2 separate regions of the Mus musculus genome follow, and region 2 is linked to region 1. The links are chromatin loops, found by intact Hi-C in ENCODE. Cell type or tissue: heart. All regions are shown on one strand.

Region 1 (8,000 bases):
ACCTTTAACGTTTTGGGTTTGTTTGTTTTAAGAAGCAGGAACTGTTTTTTGTTTTTTGTTTTTTTTTTTTAGTCTCATTGCACAAAAGAAGGGGTGACCCAAGGTCCCTTACAACACATGCAGAATTGCATCTGAGGAAGTGAGCGTGCTCCCCTTCAGTCAGTGGCTTGCCATGGGTGGCAACCCCTTTCTGTTCTAGTTCACAGGAGGATGGGGTCACCACTGGGTGACAGTGGACTTCATAAGCGCAGCCAGAGCAAACCAAAAGCTTGTTTGTTTTCTAGGGTCCGTCGCTAACCCCTCCCAGCCCAGCCATGGGATTCCAGGGCCTTTGCTTTACAAGGAGGCTCAAGAGGTCCTCGGGGGCTGGGTAGGTGGCTCCATGGGAAGATCCTAGGCTTACAAGCATGAAGACGTGAGGTCAGAGTCCTAGAACCCTTCTAAATGCCAGACAGGGTAGCACACATTTGTAATTCCAGGGTTCCCATGGCAAGATGGGAGGCAGACCGAGAACCTCTGGATGCTAGCAGGCCAGCCTGCTTGGTGGACAACGCTGTAATGAAAAACAAAAGATCCTGTTTCAAACAAGGTAGACATTGAGGGCTGACACTGGATGATTCTTCTGACCTCCATGTGCACAATATAGTATGTATGTACCTCCATTCATGCACATCAACATTTACACACACACACACACCACACGAACACACACACACACACAGAGAGCAGAATATTTACTATGAGGTGGCTGCTCTGTATCTCAAAGCACTTAAGCCCATACATGTTAGTCTTCTTTAAAAAATATAATTGAATTTTAATTTTATGTCCATTGGTGTTTTGCCTGCATATATATCAGTGTGAATGTGGTGGACCCCTGGAACTGGAGTTACAAACAGTTGTGAGTTGTGAGTCCTGGCAATTGAACCCATGTCCTCTGAAAAATCAGCTCTTAACCACTGAGCCATCTCTGAAGCCGTTGTTGTTGTTGTTGCTGTTGCTGCTGCTGTTGTTGTTGTTGCTCTTCTTCTTCTTCTTCTTCTTCTTCTTCTTCTTCTTCTTCTTCTTCTTCTTCTTCTTCTTCTCCTCCTCCTCCTCCTCCTCCTCCTCCTCCTCCTCCTCCTCCTCCTCCTTCCCCCTCCTCATTAAAAATTCCTTAATTTTTTTTCAGTGTCTTTTTTATTAGATATTTTCTTTATGTATATTTTAAATGTTATCCCGAAAGTTCCCTATACCCTCCCTCAGCCCTGCTCCCCTACCCACCCACTCCCACTTCTTGGCCCTGGCATTCCCCTGTATTGGGGCATATAAAGTTTGCAATACCAAGAGGCCTCTCTTCCCAGTGATTGCCGACTAGGCCATCTTCTGCTACACACGCAGCTAGAGATATGAGCTCTGGGGGTACTGGTTAGTTCATATTGTTGTTCCACCTATAGGGTTGCAGACCCCTTCAGCTCCTTGGGTGCTTTCTCTAGCTTCTCCATTGGGGGCCCTGTGTTCTATCTTATAGATGACTGTGAGCATCCACTTCTGTATTTGCCAGGCACTGGCATAGCCTCATATGAGACAGCTATAACAGAGTCCCTTCAGCAAAATCTTTCTGGCATATGCAATAGTGTCTGGGTTTGGTGGCTGATTATGGGATGGATCCCCGGGTGGGGTAGTCTCTGGATGGTCCATCCTTTCGTCTTAGCTCCAAACTTTGTCTCTTAACTCCTTACATGGGTATTTTGTTCCCTATTCTAAGAAGGAATGATGTATCCACCCATTGGTCTTCCCTCTTCTTGATTTTCTTGTGTTTTGCAAATTGTATCTTGGGTGTTCTATGTTTCTGGGCTAATATCCACTTATCAGTGAGTGCATATCTAATGACTTCTTTTGTGATTGGGTTACCTCACTAAGGATGATATCCTCCAGATACCTCCATTTGTCCAAGAATTTTGTAAGTCCATTGTCTTTAATTGCTGAGTAGTGCTTCATTGTGTAAATGCACCACATTTTCCATATCCGTTCTTCTGTTGAGGGACATTTGGGTTCTTTCCAGCTTCTGGCTATTATAAATAAGGCTGCTATGAACATAGTGGAGCAGGTGTTCTTATTACCAGTTGGAACTTCTTCTGGGTATATGCTCAGGAGAGGTATTGCTGGATCTTCCGGTAGTATTTGTCCAATTTTCTGAGGAACCTCCATACTGACTTCCAGAGTGGTTGTACAAGCTTGCAATCCCACCAGCAGTGGAAAAGTGTTCCTCTTTCTCCACATCCTCCCCAGCATCTGTTGTCACCTGAAGTTTTGATCTTAGCCATCCTGACTGGTGTGAGGTGGAATCTCAGGGTTGTTTTGATTTGCATTTCCCTGATGATTAAGGATGTTGAACATTTTTTCAGGTGCTTCTCAGCCATTCGGTATTCCTCAATTGAGAATTCTTTGTTTAGCTCTGAACCCCATTTTTAATGGGGTTATTTGAATTTCTGGAGTCCAGCTTCTTGAGCTCTTTGTATATATTGGATATCAGTCCCCTATCAGATTTAGGATTGGTAAAAATCCTTTCCCAATCTGTTGGTGGCCTTTTTGTCTTATTGACAGTGTCTTTTGCCTTACAAAAGCTTTACAATTTTATGAGGACTCATTTGTCAATTCTTGATCTTACTGTGCAAGCCATTGCTGTTCTGTTTAGGAAAAAAATTCCTTAATTTTTTATTCCTGGTACCACTACCACAATTTACAGGACAATATGCCTGATGTAATGAAGAGAAAGGTACTGTTGTACCAGATAAAAGGCCTCGGGGATATACATCTAATTGACACTACATTGCATTAATAAACAGCTGCACATTTTGCAAACTACACTATGATAGACCTAAGCTTCCTGTTTAAGTTGCAGTGATGTTTCTGACTATGGATCATCGCTCCCTCTGTGGCAGACTTTTACAGTTCCTCTAAGGCATGCGGAACAACTATCTCAAAGTAACCTATGGCTTTCCTGACAACCCCTCACTTTCTCTCCTGCTAAGAACTATAGCCCTTTTCTACTGTTTGTAAAACCTTCTGCTACCAAGTCCACCACTTCTACCATCAGACCTATAGCCACTGCCATGGGGACTGCCTGAGCTTCTTCCACCAAAACTAACCCACCCCTGGATCCGTGCCATTATCCACTCTAAGTTCCAAAGTCATTATAGTTCCTACCACCACCACCACCACCACCACAGTCACCTCCACCAAAGTTCCCTCCATTGTAACCGTTACATCCTCCTCCACCACCTCGGTCTCCATATCCTGGTCCACCACCATTGCCTCCTCTACTATTGTAACCATGACCACCACCACAGTTACCACCATCACCTTCAAATCCTTTATATCCACCATCACCACTTCTGTAACTACCTCTGCAGCCACCATCTCTGCCACCATAGCCTCCTCTTCCACCAAAGTTTCCACCAAGACCAAAATTGCCTCCAAAGTTTCCTCACTGACCCACAAAGTTGCCACATCCTCCTCCCCAACCCTCTACGATCCTGCAGACTGCATCTCTCCTTCGCAATTATGCCCATTGACAGACTCTTTGTGGTCAGCAGGTGCATCTCTTGTTTAGAAACAGCTCTTTCCACTTCACAATTACACCCATTGACAGTGTGGTATTTCTGAACAATTTTATCAACTCTGCCATGATCATCAAAAGTTACAAAAGCAAATCCTCTTTTTTTCCCCACTCTTTGACTTCTATGATGTAGATGGCTTCTGCCATACTTTTCAAAGTAGTCTCTTAGATTATACTCTTCTGTATTTTCCTTTATACTACCAACATTTTCTTTCACTGTTCAACAAGTACCATGGCTTTTGGCCTCTCTAGAAATGGCGCCTCGGTTCCACCCCAGTCATCAGCTTTGGGAGGGGGGTGGGGGGAACACTCACCGCAGCATCAAGAGATAAGGTCAGGAGCCTTAAGCCTCTGGAACGTCTTGTTGGGGATTCCTCATTATCACACAGTCTCTAATAGTGCCCCGTTTCTCAAAATGTTCTCTTAAGTTATTTGTGGTTCCGAAGCTCAGACCACCAAAAAACAGCTTTCTCAGCTGCTCTGGTTCCTTTGGATCATGGCCTCCATTTTGAGTCCAGACGTGCCTCTTCCAACGCGAATTCCCCTGTTGGTTTTCTTTGGTCCAGTAAAATCCGTGCAGTAGAACACAACCCACTCACTTGCTTAACGGTGGTTGAGTTCACTGGCCCTCTGTGTTCTGAGTCCCTGGCAGGTATGACGTGCTGTGACCCGATGCTTCGGATGGATACTTGTGTGGGCCCACCACAGCATCATGGGATGACACTTCCATTTTAAAGGTTTATTTATTTTTATTTTATGTTTATGAGTGGTTTGACTACCTATGTATGGATACCTTACGCATGTAGTGCTTGCAGAAACCAGACGAGGTTATCAGATCCTCTGGAACCCTCCATGTGGATACTGGGAATCAAACTTGAGTCTCGGCCAGAGCAAAAAGTGCTTTTAACTGCTGAGCCATCCGTACAGCTCCAATACTTCCGTTTTAAGCCAAGAAATATTCTAGGTCGTTTATCTTTTATTCTAGTTTAGATCCTGAAACTGATGTTTTGACAATACTGGTTCTGTCTCTGCACAGACGTCCTTGTTTGGGGAGGCTCCAGCTACAGTCTGGACTGGAGTGTCGAAACATGCCTCACTGCGGAAACCTGCGACTCTGAGACAGCAAACTTCTCCCATCCATGAGTTCACAGATCATTTGCAAGACTGTTGCAAGCTATAGAAACAGCGCCCTCTTGTGACCAGAGCATGCCACACAGTCTCCAGAGAAAGACGCTTCAGTCTTAGAACTGTGGCGATCTCTGCCCCCACAACTCACTCTCATTTTTCTTCCCTTCTCTCTTCCTGTATTTATTTTGAGGCAAGGTCTTGCTGTATAAATATAGAACTCACAAAATAACTCAGGCCGATCTCAGATTCAAACTCATTATCCTCTTGCCTCAGCCTCCAAAGAGCCAGGATCATAGGTTTGCCCCAAGTCTGGCATCCCTCTGTTTCAACAGTGTTCAAAGTAAGACTGGTGACGTAATTCCGAAGCAAGGTTCATTAAAGCATCCGAGAGAGCAGTCAGTCAATCCCAGGGAGGCTACTGTCTCCCTGTTTCCAAAGTAGAGTCTAGACCTGCTTAAAATGTTTAAATGAGCGAGCCACACATTCTCAGGAAATCCATCAAACAAAGATTTATTTCTCTTGACTGGGCTTTTGATAAACGTGACAGAATGCAAACATGCAATCTCTTGATAAAGGCCCTGCTGCTGACAAACAGTAAGATTGCTGTCCTTTAAATAAATGAGAAGGACGAAGGGACAAAACAGCTCAGAAGGTTTAAAAAAAAAAAAAAGGTCCTTGCTGTCGGAGCCTGAAGACCTGGGTTGAGGACCCAGTTTCAACACCTGGTGATCCCATGTTAAACGTTAGAGACAGAAGCCCTCATCTGTAACCCCAACGTTCCGTTTGAGAGATGAGAGCTGGTGACAGAGCTGGCTGGAAGCTCTTAGGCCAGCTAGCTAGGAGTACTCAGCTTCACTCCATCAGAGAACATAAGACAGAGCCTGCATCGATAAGGTGGAAGGAGAGAGCTGTCTCCCCAAAGCTCTCCTCTCGCCGGTCGCGTGCGCTGGCATTTGAGAAAATTATTTACCTAGATGCATGACTCACAGTGCCAACTTCAGAAGAAGAAAACTCAACAGAAGGAGAAAACTAGGCCCAAATCTCCTGTTGGTGCTACTGGAATCTTTTGATACCTCATCTCACAATGTAGCCCAGGCTCGCCTCGAACTTGATAGCCTCCTGCTTAGCCTCTCAGAGAGCTGTAGCTACAGATGCTCCCAGCACGCCTGGCTTCCAAGTCCCTTTGAGAAAAAGAGTCAGTGAATCCTGTAGCTCGTGAAAGAAAGGGAGACATCAAAGGGATTCTCAAACAGCAGTGTTCTGGGACAGCCTTTATTTATTATAGATGCAGCCTCACCCACAGATCTGACGCCATTAATCTGGGCCTGAGGAATCCACCCCCTCCAGAAGGAAGCTGAATTTTCAATAACTGCTCAGGGAATAGTTTAGAAAGGGGATGTTGCCACAGCAAGTCTGTGATGATTTGAGCAGGGTAGAGAAGTGAGATCAGATGCCATTGCTCACAAGGACAAACATCTCCGAGCAAAACGCCTTGATATATGTTTATTTTAAGCTGTGGTTTCTTTCTTTTTAAAAATAGACTATCTTTTATTTATTCTTTGACAATATCATACATGTAAACAATGTATCTTGGTTGTATACATTCTCCCCCCTTCCTTCTCACTACCCCTAGGCATCAGGCACCCCAGCACACCCCCTCCCTACTTCAAGTCCTTTTTAAAAAACTATTGTCTGTAAGAACCAATGTGATTTTAGAGCAAATTGAAGCCACCAGATCCGTTAGGAGTTTATGTGGCCTTGTGTGGTTTGGAAAGCATCGATTGCCTAAGACAAAGGTTCCTCCTTCCTTTTTTGTTACCATATGTGCTGTGCTGTTCAATCTACAAAGAGAGTAGCCTTCGTTTGGGCTACTGCTTAAGATTAGACTCTCTTTGATTAGACCATTCTCTTGTAGACAAGACTTGTTTCAGATTGGACTAGCATCTGATTAGGACAGGAGAGATCAAAACTCTTGTGAGTGAAATGGACCCACTCTTGGAAAATGACCCCAGGAGTTCATTGTTCTTTATTATGCAGCACCTGTTTTTATGTTATGTGTATGAGGGCTCCCCTACATGTGTGTATGTGCACTACATACATACTATGTGCATACCTGGTAACCTCAGTTCAGAAGAGAGCTTCGGAGTCCCTAGAACTGGAGGTAAAATTGGTGTGGTCACCACGCAGATGCTGGAAACTGAACCCAGGTCCTCTGCAAGAGCAGCAAATGCTCTTAACCACCGAGGCACCTCGGAAGGTCTTCCCATGGAGCTTTCTGTTTTCACGGTGCTTCCATATTGATGCCCGTAGCAGGAGGTGATTTTTGTTGTTGTATGATGTTCCTCTCGGTGAAAATGTCCCTCTTGCTGAGGAAAGTTGAGCAGGTTCTACTCGGTCATATTCTGTTTTTTTTTTCTACTACAAAGGCTGAGCAAAGCCCTCTCTAGAATGCTATTCGAATTATGAGGACAACTAGGTCTAAGTATAGAAGATAATTGCAAATTGTTTTCCTCAGTGGCCAAGCCCATTTACATTCTCACAATGATGCAGGATACAAGGTTGGCATTTGGTCTAGTCAGACTGTCATCTTTCCCTCCTGCTGGGCCCAAAGCCCCTGCTCTTATTTCTGTAATTCAGGGTATTGGCTTGGTGTCTTTCCACAGTAGCCTCACTCTGAATTTTAAGGTGAAACAAAACAAGAAACAAAACATCTCAAGTGACTAAGAACCAACCTTCAGTGGGCACAACTTTGATCTGTAAACTGTCCTGGTCAAAGGATCAAAGGCTGAAGAAGAGAGAATAAATCCTGGTGCAGACAAAGTTCCTCAAAGGATGTTAAATTTACAAGCCGTGAAGTGTGGACTAGAAAACCAGGTGCTTTAGCTAAGGACTGTTGGTATGGGAAACCCAGGCTCATCAAGGATGAAAACCAACCCCAGCCATCAGGGAATTTTTGTAAACAGATACCTCCCAGGCCTAGTGGGATGATCACACACTTACAACAGGCTGTGTTGCAAAGGGGAACAAGTGTCTTTGACCAAGAGTGCCCCTCTTGCTATGACCAAGAGTGTCCCCTTGCTAATCTGTTCCATGAACTGTTCCTGAGAATCTATAACTTGTTCTCCTAGAGATCTTGATCTTTCTAGTGTATGCTAAAACACCATTTACAAAAGTAACTTGTGAAAGAAAAAGGTTACTTTTATTTGGCTTATAGGTTACAGCCAGTCATCAAGAGAAACCATGGCAGGAACTCAAGGCAAGAGTTTAACCAGAA
Region 2 (8,000 bases), 74 kb before region 1:
CCGACACCTTGGATGCTCAGATCAGGATGAAGTGGATTCACTATTAGACACGCCCAACAAGAATGGAACTGCCCTGGCCTGGCATAGTGCTGCAAGCCTTTAATCCCAGCACTCAGAAGGCAGAGGCAGGCAGATCTCCATGGGTTTGAGGTCAGTCTGGGAAGTCTAGGCCAGCTGGGGCTCCATAGTGAGACCCTAACTGATGATGATGATGGTGGTAGTGGTGACAACAGAGGAGTGTCGCCACCACCCAACACCTCTCAGGCTCTTGCAGTATCTGGCACCCATGTCATCCCCCCATTAGCCAGGAGCATTTGCTGCTCATAGTATCTGCCATGTGCAGCTATTGCCTCTGCAGAGACTCTACACGGTCAGTGTTGGTCTCCTGGCACATCAGGAAGGTGGCTTAAATCACCTGAGGCTCATGGCAGGCCTCCTTGTCTCTCGAGCCTCCAGGGAGAGTTCTGTCTTTAGAGACAGCACACTGATGGACACGGCAGTCTACAGGGTGTCTGCCCTCCAGTCACCACGATACAGGTGACACCAGATGAACATGGATATAAAGGGACACCGAAGACCAAAGGGAGAGTTACTCAAAGGTAACTAAAGCCTAAGAAATCTACAGATTTGGCTGGGGAACAGGTGGCAGGCCCCAAATCAACCTTACAGATGTTAGAGCAGGAAGGTTATGGAGGGATTACGTGCGAACAGCCCAGACAGGGTGTCACGGAGCTCAGGTTGGCCTTCAACTCACTAATTAGCCTAGAATGACCCTGAACTTCTGAGCCTCCTTTGCTACCTTTAGGGTGCTGGGATCACAGGCTTGTTCCACCATGCTGATTTTTGAGGTGCTAGGAATAGAACTTTGAACTGAATTGGCCTATCTGCACACTAAGCAAGCACTCGACATCACCAGGCCACAGAGTTTTAGCGCCCTCTAGGGGCACACATCTTGCTTCTGCTCTCTGTAGTTCCAATCCCACACAATAGAATCTTTCTGATATAACTGGGCGGGTCAGACGGAGGACCTCCCAGAGAGGGGACTAGGCAAGAGAGGCAGATGGAGCACCAGAAAATCCCACATACCCAACTCCAAATACAGGATCTTTCTCTTAATAGCTGCCGTATGAGCTTTAGCAAATCTAAATACCATTTCTGGTCCTCTATTTGTCCCAACTTTTAGTCCGACCTCCACAATCTTCTATAGATGATTTCTGGTTACTCTCATGCATTGCTTGGTTAATAAATACCCCAAATCACAATATCCCCCCACCCCGCCCCCAGGCAAGACTGATGGCCTTGAGAATCTCTGAAGGACAGAACTGGATGTATAGAAAACTCACAAGCTGAGAAACAGCACTGTTAAGCCCAGGCCATACTTTTTGTTTGTGTTTTTGTTTTTAAGTACCATGTGATAACAGGAAGGAAGGGGCAGCACCATACATGTCACGTCACGTCACGTCACGTCATGTCATGTCACGGGAGTGTGTGGGAAGCAGGATGTGTTCTGCACATACCTGAAGCTTCTCGATCAGGGGTGAGCTCTTCACCTTGATTTTAGGTGGGTGGCTGGCGCCGGATGGTGATTTCTACAGGACAAACAGACCAAAATGACCAAGTGAGCTAGAGGGAGGAGGGCGGAGGGAGGAGGGAGAAGAGAGGGTGGGCTATTAAGCCATCACCGCTTTGGTGCCGTACCACTTACCTCAGGCCTAGAGGAGACAGGCCTGCTGTTCCCACCCCCTCACCTCATCACAAGGAAGACCACGAGTTTGAGCTGAGAAGTCGGGGCAGACATTCATATCACAGGAAACCTCCCATCCCAGGAAGAATGACTTCATTGTCATTAGGAGGAAAAACTACGTCTGTGGGGATCAAGGCCTTCACCTCATGGCCTTCTGCGAGGCAACTTAACAATTGGAGGGAATTTCACAGACCAAAGGCAAAATGGCCATCCACTCTCTGGTCACAAACAAAGCAATAAATCACAGGCTGGGAATGAAATCAGGCAGAGGTATTATTAAAGCCCCTCCATTGGATTAATACTTTGGAAAATTCCACCAACAGCGTGGTTCATATGCCAGAATTTCCCCCAACACTGAATATTCATATAAACAGGCCGATGTGTGTGTTAAGTATCTACCAATCCCACCACGGATTGTGTTAGTTATATGAGGATGAAGGTGATTTAGTTTCTTCCCATAACTAACAGTCAGAGGCTGCTCTCTCTACTATGTATACTCTGCTAATTACTTTTGTGATCAGTGCACACCAGGAATCATTCCTGCTTCCAGATTACATATTTATAAATATGTATAATTCCAGATTGGTGCCTGGTTTTATTCTAAATTCCCACTACAATGCAAGAAGGACAGCAGCCACGTAATGATTAAGGGAGGGTGAAGAAACGGAAAACGCCTTTCAGGTTGATAGACAAGGCCAAGCACGGGAGGGGTTTCTCCAATAGTTTGGGCCACTCCAACCCACCCCTGTCTCCATATATGAGTGTATGGAAACCATAAGAAGAGAAGTACTGCTGATCTCTGGGTAATGTTCTGAGACATCTGGTTATATTATAGTTGTAGAAGAAGAGAGACCGACTCAGCTGGTGTCGACTCCCAGTGTCGAGGGAGAGTATGCTGCAGTGGGGCAGTGGATGACTGGGACTCAGAGACCTGCCTCCTTCTGACTCTGCTTTTGGTGGGCAGATGGATGCCTGTCCTGTCAGGATGTGGTGGCTAAGGCAAAGGATGCTGAGGCCTTCCCTTCAAGCTCTGGGTTGCCATTATCGCTGTGAGTCTCCCTCGTCAGACACTTTGCTGAGGCAGTCAGTCATGGACCCTTTTGTTTCTAGTGAGTGTCAAGATCCTCCTGTCCCAACTGGGAGGTTCTTAATTTCTGGTCTTCACAAGGGAATGGTGTTTTGGAAGTTTCAGCTTTAGAAACTACAGCAAAAATTTTGCTACCAAAGTTCACTTTAGGTGATATAATTTCAGTACTAGAGACCTAGCAGATGTCGGACTGCGGACCCTGTACTGATTTGACTACAAAACAGAATGAAGCCCCGTACAACTGCCAATGTAATTCACACCATGGACAGCAGATGGCAACATTTAGTTGATAATTTAATCACAGGCATCAGGCCAGTGGTGGGACTAAGTCAGTCAGTGGAGATGAACCAACGTGGTGTTCATACATTTTTATGTTTATGTGTATTGCTATACCATCCCAATAATGTATTATGATATAAGTTGTTGATCTGATAGTTTTGGATGGAGTGGTGTTCATGTCCTTTCAACACCCTGTCATTTGGTTTTCCCAGGTAAGGTAACTTGTCATTTTGCCTGTAGTCTGTAGGTGAAATTCTGGGGCTGACTCCACATCTCAGACACAGAATATATAGGAGTCCCAGCCATCCTACCCACCCCCATGTGTGAGCAACGTCTGTGCCTGTGGGATGTAGGTGCTCCTGTAGGCTGCACACACTACAAAGGCTTGTAACACCTCCATTTAGTCCTGCCAGGCAGGTGAACTGCACCCTCTTTCTGACAGAGGTCTCATTGTGACATCCTGGCCTGGAGCTTGCTATGTAGACCAGTCTGGTCTTGAATTAGCAATCCTCCGAAGTGCTGGCATCACTGTTGTGGTTCGTGATGCCCTACTCTGTAAATTTCAAGGCAAAAAGAAAGTGACTAACCCTGGGGGCAATGTTGTCATGAACACACAGCATCTCACTCCAGAATGGATTTTCAATCTAAAACCATTCTATCCCTTGGCCATTCCTCGAGTTTAACTTTTCAAGGAAAGCTCTAAATTTCTATTCTCATAAAGTCCCTGAAATGAAGTTGTATACTCTAGTCACTACAAACCCGACCCACTGCATCTGTTTTCGTTCCCATGAGCATCGCTTCTGCATCCCCCGCCCCCTCCACTGATGTTCTCGTTCTCATTTTACAAATAAGGTATTAGTGTGGAGCAATGAGTCCTCTTGGGGCAAGCCTAGGTTATCAGGGGACAGCTCAGATGGCCGCAGCCACAGCCCATTATACCACAGCAGAGGTGCCAAGCTCAGCAGGGAAGAGCTGCTAGGAGAAGTTGACCCTCAGTAAAGAGAAGTTGCTGGTCATAGCTTTGTCTGGGAACCCCATGAAGTCACAGCACCATGATGACAGCACTGGTGGGGACCCAACAAAAACACAGAGTTTCTTAAACTCAGCCCCTGGGATTTCTCACCTCACAAGACTACCCTTGTTCAGTGGAGGGGAAGTTATTCCCAGAGCAGGTGGACCCAGGACTCCGCACCTACTCAACGGGGGGGTAGCTGTGACTTCTCGGCCCTTTAAATGTTTCAGAATTTATTTTGGCTGAAAAAAAAAACCTTATGTGTACAGGTGCTTTGCCTGCATGTAACTCTGTGCACCGATGTCCAGAGAGGTTAAACGAAGACATCAGATTCCTTGGCACTGGAGTAACAGAACCCAGGTCCTCTGAAACAGCAGCCAGTGCTCTTAACCACTGAGCCATATCTAAGTACCAAGTTTACTGCTCTTTAATCACACTTATCTAGTATTAATTTGTTTGTTTATTGTGTGTGTGTGTATGTGTGTGTTGCACGTGTGTCACTGCATGCGTGTAGAGGTCAGAGAACACCCTTTGAGAGTGGGTTCTTTCCTTTTACCATGTGGTTACTAAAGACAGAACTCGGATTCAGGCCAATGAATGGACTTGATGGCACGTAAGCACCTTCACCTGCTGGGCCCTCTTGCTGGCCCGGGTTCTTTGCTTTTTGATGCACTTCTGCTTGTGAGCCCTGGGGCTGACAAAAGGCTCGAAAACCATTCATCTACATCAAACGTTTCACTTTGTAGGGGATAAAATGTCCCAAGTTCACAGGGGTACTCCGTGCCTTTTATGAGGATGCTGGTCCCAGAAAAGAAGGGAAGGGAAGAAGAGGGGCTAAGGTGGGACTTGGGAACTGAGCTGTTTGGCTTGTTTGCTCTATTTTGGGCTTGGCCTCTGCGGCCTGAAGACAACATGCAAATTGGTTTCTGGCAGGACCGTGACCGTGACCACAGCGAAGGTTCCCGGGCTGCTGGGTTGGGGCCTGCAGCAGCTACTCTAACAGCTACAATTAGATAAATAAGACTGGGCAGCATGAAGGCTGGGGCTCTATTACTGGCTATGATCTATAACACCAGAGCCTTCATTAGTCGGCAGCACTGGCTATTTATATCCGAGAGGCAGGAGGCCTCCTGTGTGCTCTGGGTTTCTTCCAGTGATGCAGAACAATGGCCAGCCTTTACAAAGGCTATGGAGAGGCCATGAACTTCTCCAGCACTGTAGCTCTCTGCCTCTGAGGACATGGCTTCTCTCCCCAAGGACCCTTCTACACCTCCTCTACCACCCTTAGACTTGGGGACTGAAAAATGGCTCTGGTACTTGACTGATCCCTTAAGGAGGCTTAAGGGAGAGCTAGCCTCCACAGTGAAAGACGCAGGAAGTATTAAGAGAGACTCTTTCCTGTACCGGAGGTGAAGCCACCCTTGTGGCAACGTCAAGGCCTGAAACTGTGATGCTTGCAGCTCTTTCCTGTTACAAGGAGGATGAAAACCCACCGGCAGCAGCCGTGCGCGTGCCCAGGGCGGCGGGCAGCAGCCGTGCGCATGCCCAGGGCAGCGGGCAGCAGCCGTGCTCCCAGGGCGGCACTTACCTCCTCACCGTTCTGGCCCAGCTCTACCTTGGGGGGAAACAGGGGGAGGGAGCAAGGTGGTTTCCTTCTTGTTGGCTTACTGGCTGGTGTCTAGAGGGAGAGTGACAGACGACACAGAGAGAAAAAGAGAGGCAGTGAATCAGGCAATAGGGAGGAGGAGGAAGGTGGAAACCAGTGTTAGGAATGGTTAGGGATGTCTGGGGAGGAAAGAATGGGCAGTGGGCCTGCCTGCATGTCTAAGGGACTGTCCTCCTGCTGCGCATCCGCAACCCTTGAGCCCCTCTGCCTTTCTATTCAGCAATAAGGTTCTCTTGTACTTGACCCTCACCCCCTCCAATCTGAGCCAAGCTTGCAAGATGACATCCGCATTTTGCCTTTTTGCTGAGAAGCAGAACTAGACCCTCAGATCAATGCCATCTCCTTTGCCCTTTAGTGCATTCCTCTTTAGAAATCATGGGCCACTTTTACCAGTGCAAAATCACATACCTAAAAGAACAAGGCAGCTGGGCTCCCGTGGGATCCAGGCAAACCCCTCCCCCACCTCGGGAACTCTTGCTGCCTTTGACTTTCCCAGATGCTATTTGACTCTCTCCCCCACCCCCCTATTTTGTTTTGTTTTGTTTTGTTTTTTGAGACAGGATTCATTCTCTGTGTAGCCCTGGCTATCCTGGAACTCATTCTGTAGACCGGGCCTCCAATCAGAGATCCTCCTGCCTCTGTCTCCTAAGTGTTGGGATTAAAGCTATGCACCACCCATTCCTGGCTGACCTTGAAGTCTTGGTTCTTCCTCTAACACTAGTGTGCGGCTGCTCCCCGCAGCTCACTTCTAATGGAAGCCACCCACTACACGAGACAATCCAGTACACCTGTCCGAAAGCATAACACTTATTAAATTATTAAACATTTTCTTCTTCAGCAGGATTCTTCTAGAATCTCCTAGTCCTGGGTCCCTTTTTTTTCCACATTCCTGGTTTCTTATTGAATGTGATTCCTTCGAAATTCTCAGTTCCGGATCTGATGCGGGGGGGGGGGGTGGGGGGGGTGGGGGGGGTTGGGGGGGGGTCTTGCCTATCTTCTGCTTCCTAGGCTAGAAGCAGGGGCTGGGTGTGCAGAGACTTCTTTACTCTGAACCAATCCAGGCTGGGCAAAGGGGAACACTGCCCACCTGTGTCAGTGGAAGATCAAGATGAAAGGGAATCCGTACTGTCTGGCTGTCACCCCTCCTCACCACAGTGGGAGCCTTACTCCAGGAGGGCAAGACTCTGCCTAAGCCAGGAAGGCAAATTTTGCCCTCTTTCTCCTCAGTGAGGCTACTCCTTCCTCCAGCTCCTTCCCCCCCAACTCCCCCCCCCCCAAGAGGATGCCCGAAGCATCCAGACTCACCTCCCTGGCCACAGCTGCATGCTCCCGAAAGCGCCCAGCCAGCTGGGCCACTGAAGGCTGCGCTGAGCTGTCAACATTGGAGTTGGTCTCTGAGGGTCTTTCCTGGCAAACAAAGGAGACATAAATGGTGATCAGCAAGGTCACCTGGGGTGTCATGAGAGGCACCTGTTTTGTGGTCCTGACAGGAATTCAATGACAAGATATTTTTAACAGCATTTTGCAACTAGCTCTCATACTCAAGATTGAAAAAACAACAAATACTAGGCTGGAGAGATGGCTCAGTGGTTAAGAGAACTGACTGTTCTTCCAAAAGTCAAGAGTTCAAATCCCAACAACCACATGGTGGCTCATAACCATCTGTAATGAGATCTGATGCCTTCTTCTGGTGTATCTGAAGACAGCTACAGTGTACTTATATAAAATAAATAAATCTTAAAAACAACAACTACTACTACTACTATACTATACACACAAACTAATCAGTCACCCCACATTTAGTAAGTAGCTACAATGTATTGGGGTTCTGAGAGACAAACAAACAAAGGCTTGTCAGCAGTCAGGGCAAGGTCTCTCACTCTGCAAAGAGTCCCCCAGACATGGGAAATATCAACAATAGTTTGCAAACCCCCTTCCCCTGCTTAATGACTCTGAAAAATGAGGGTGGTGTGGGAATGCAAATGCCATCGAAGCCAGGGTCTTTGTAGGAACTGGACAGAGGCTTTGGTTTTCTAGATTTTTCCCATCCAAATGTCCATGATTTTGTTTTCCCTGCTTACTGATTGCATTGGGCAAAATAGTGACCATTTATTACATTAGTGAGTGACTGAGAAGCTGAAGCAGACAGGATGAGGAGGGGGCCGCTGGGACTCAACCAGAGACTCGCTCTGCCTCTCATTGACACAGCAGT

Evidence for each region. Peaks named below come from ENCODE experiments on the same cell type or tissue, not always from the same donor. Only the 100,000 strongest peaks of a DNase experiment are listed, where the experiment ranks them.
Region 2: a loop joins it to region 1, with 6 times the contacts of the local background. A loop is called at or near these places in 38 of 42 quality-filtered maps.

Annotation. Positions count from the first base shown.
Region 1 is chr1:165,731,562-165,739,561 of GRCm38, forward strand. No RefSeq gene overlaps it. Among named protein-coding and RNA genes, the nearest start is that of Gm46168, 16 kb to the right of the region's middle. In heart, a CTCF peak has its summit at 4,797 (motif pointing left); a DNase peak (open chromatin) is centred at 4,750; H3K27ac peaks cover 708 bases.
Region 2 is chr1:165,657,856-165,665,855 of GRCm38, forward strand. It overlaps Rcsd1 (RCSD domain containing 1), which reads right to left. Exons shown (of 7, transcript NM_178593.3): 2 at 7,094-7,195; 3 at 5,711-5,800; 4 at 1,518-1,589. Among named protein-coding and RNA genes, the nearest start is that of n-TPcgg2, 20 kb to the left of the region's middle. In heart, CTCF peaks have their summits at 945 (motif pointing left) and 3,096 (motif pointing right); DNase peaks (open chromatin) are centred at 976, 3,096, 5,196 and 5,686; H3K27ac peaks cover 3,243 bases.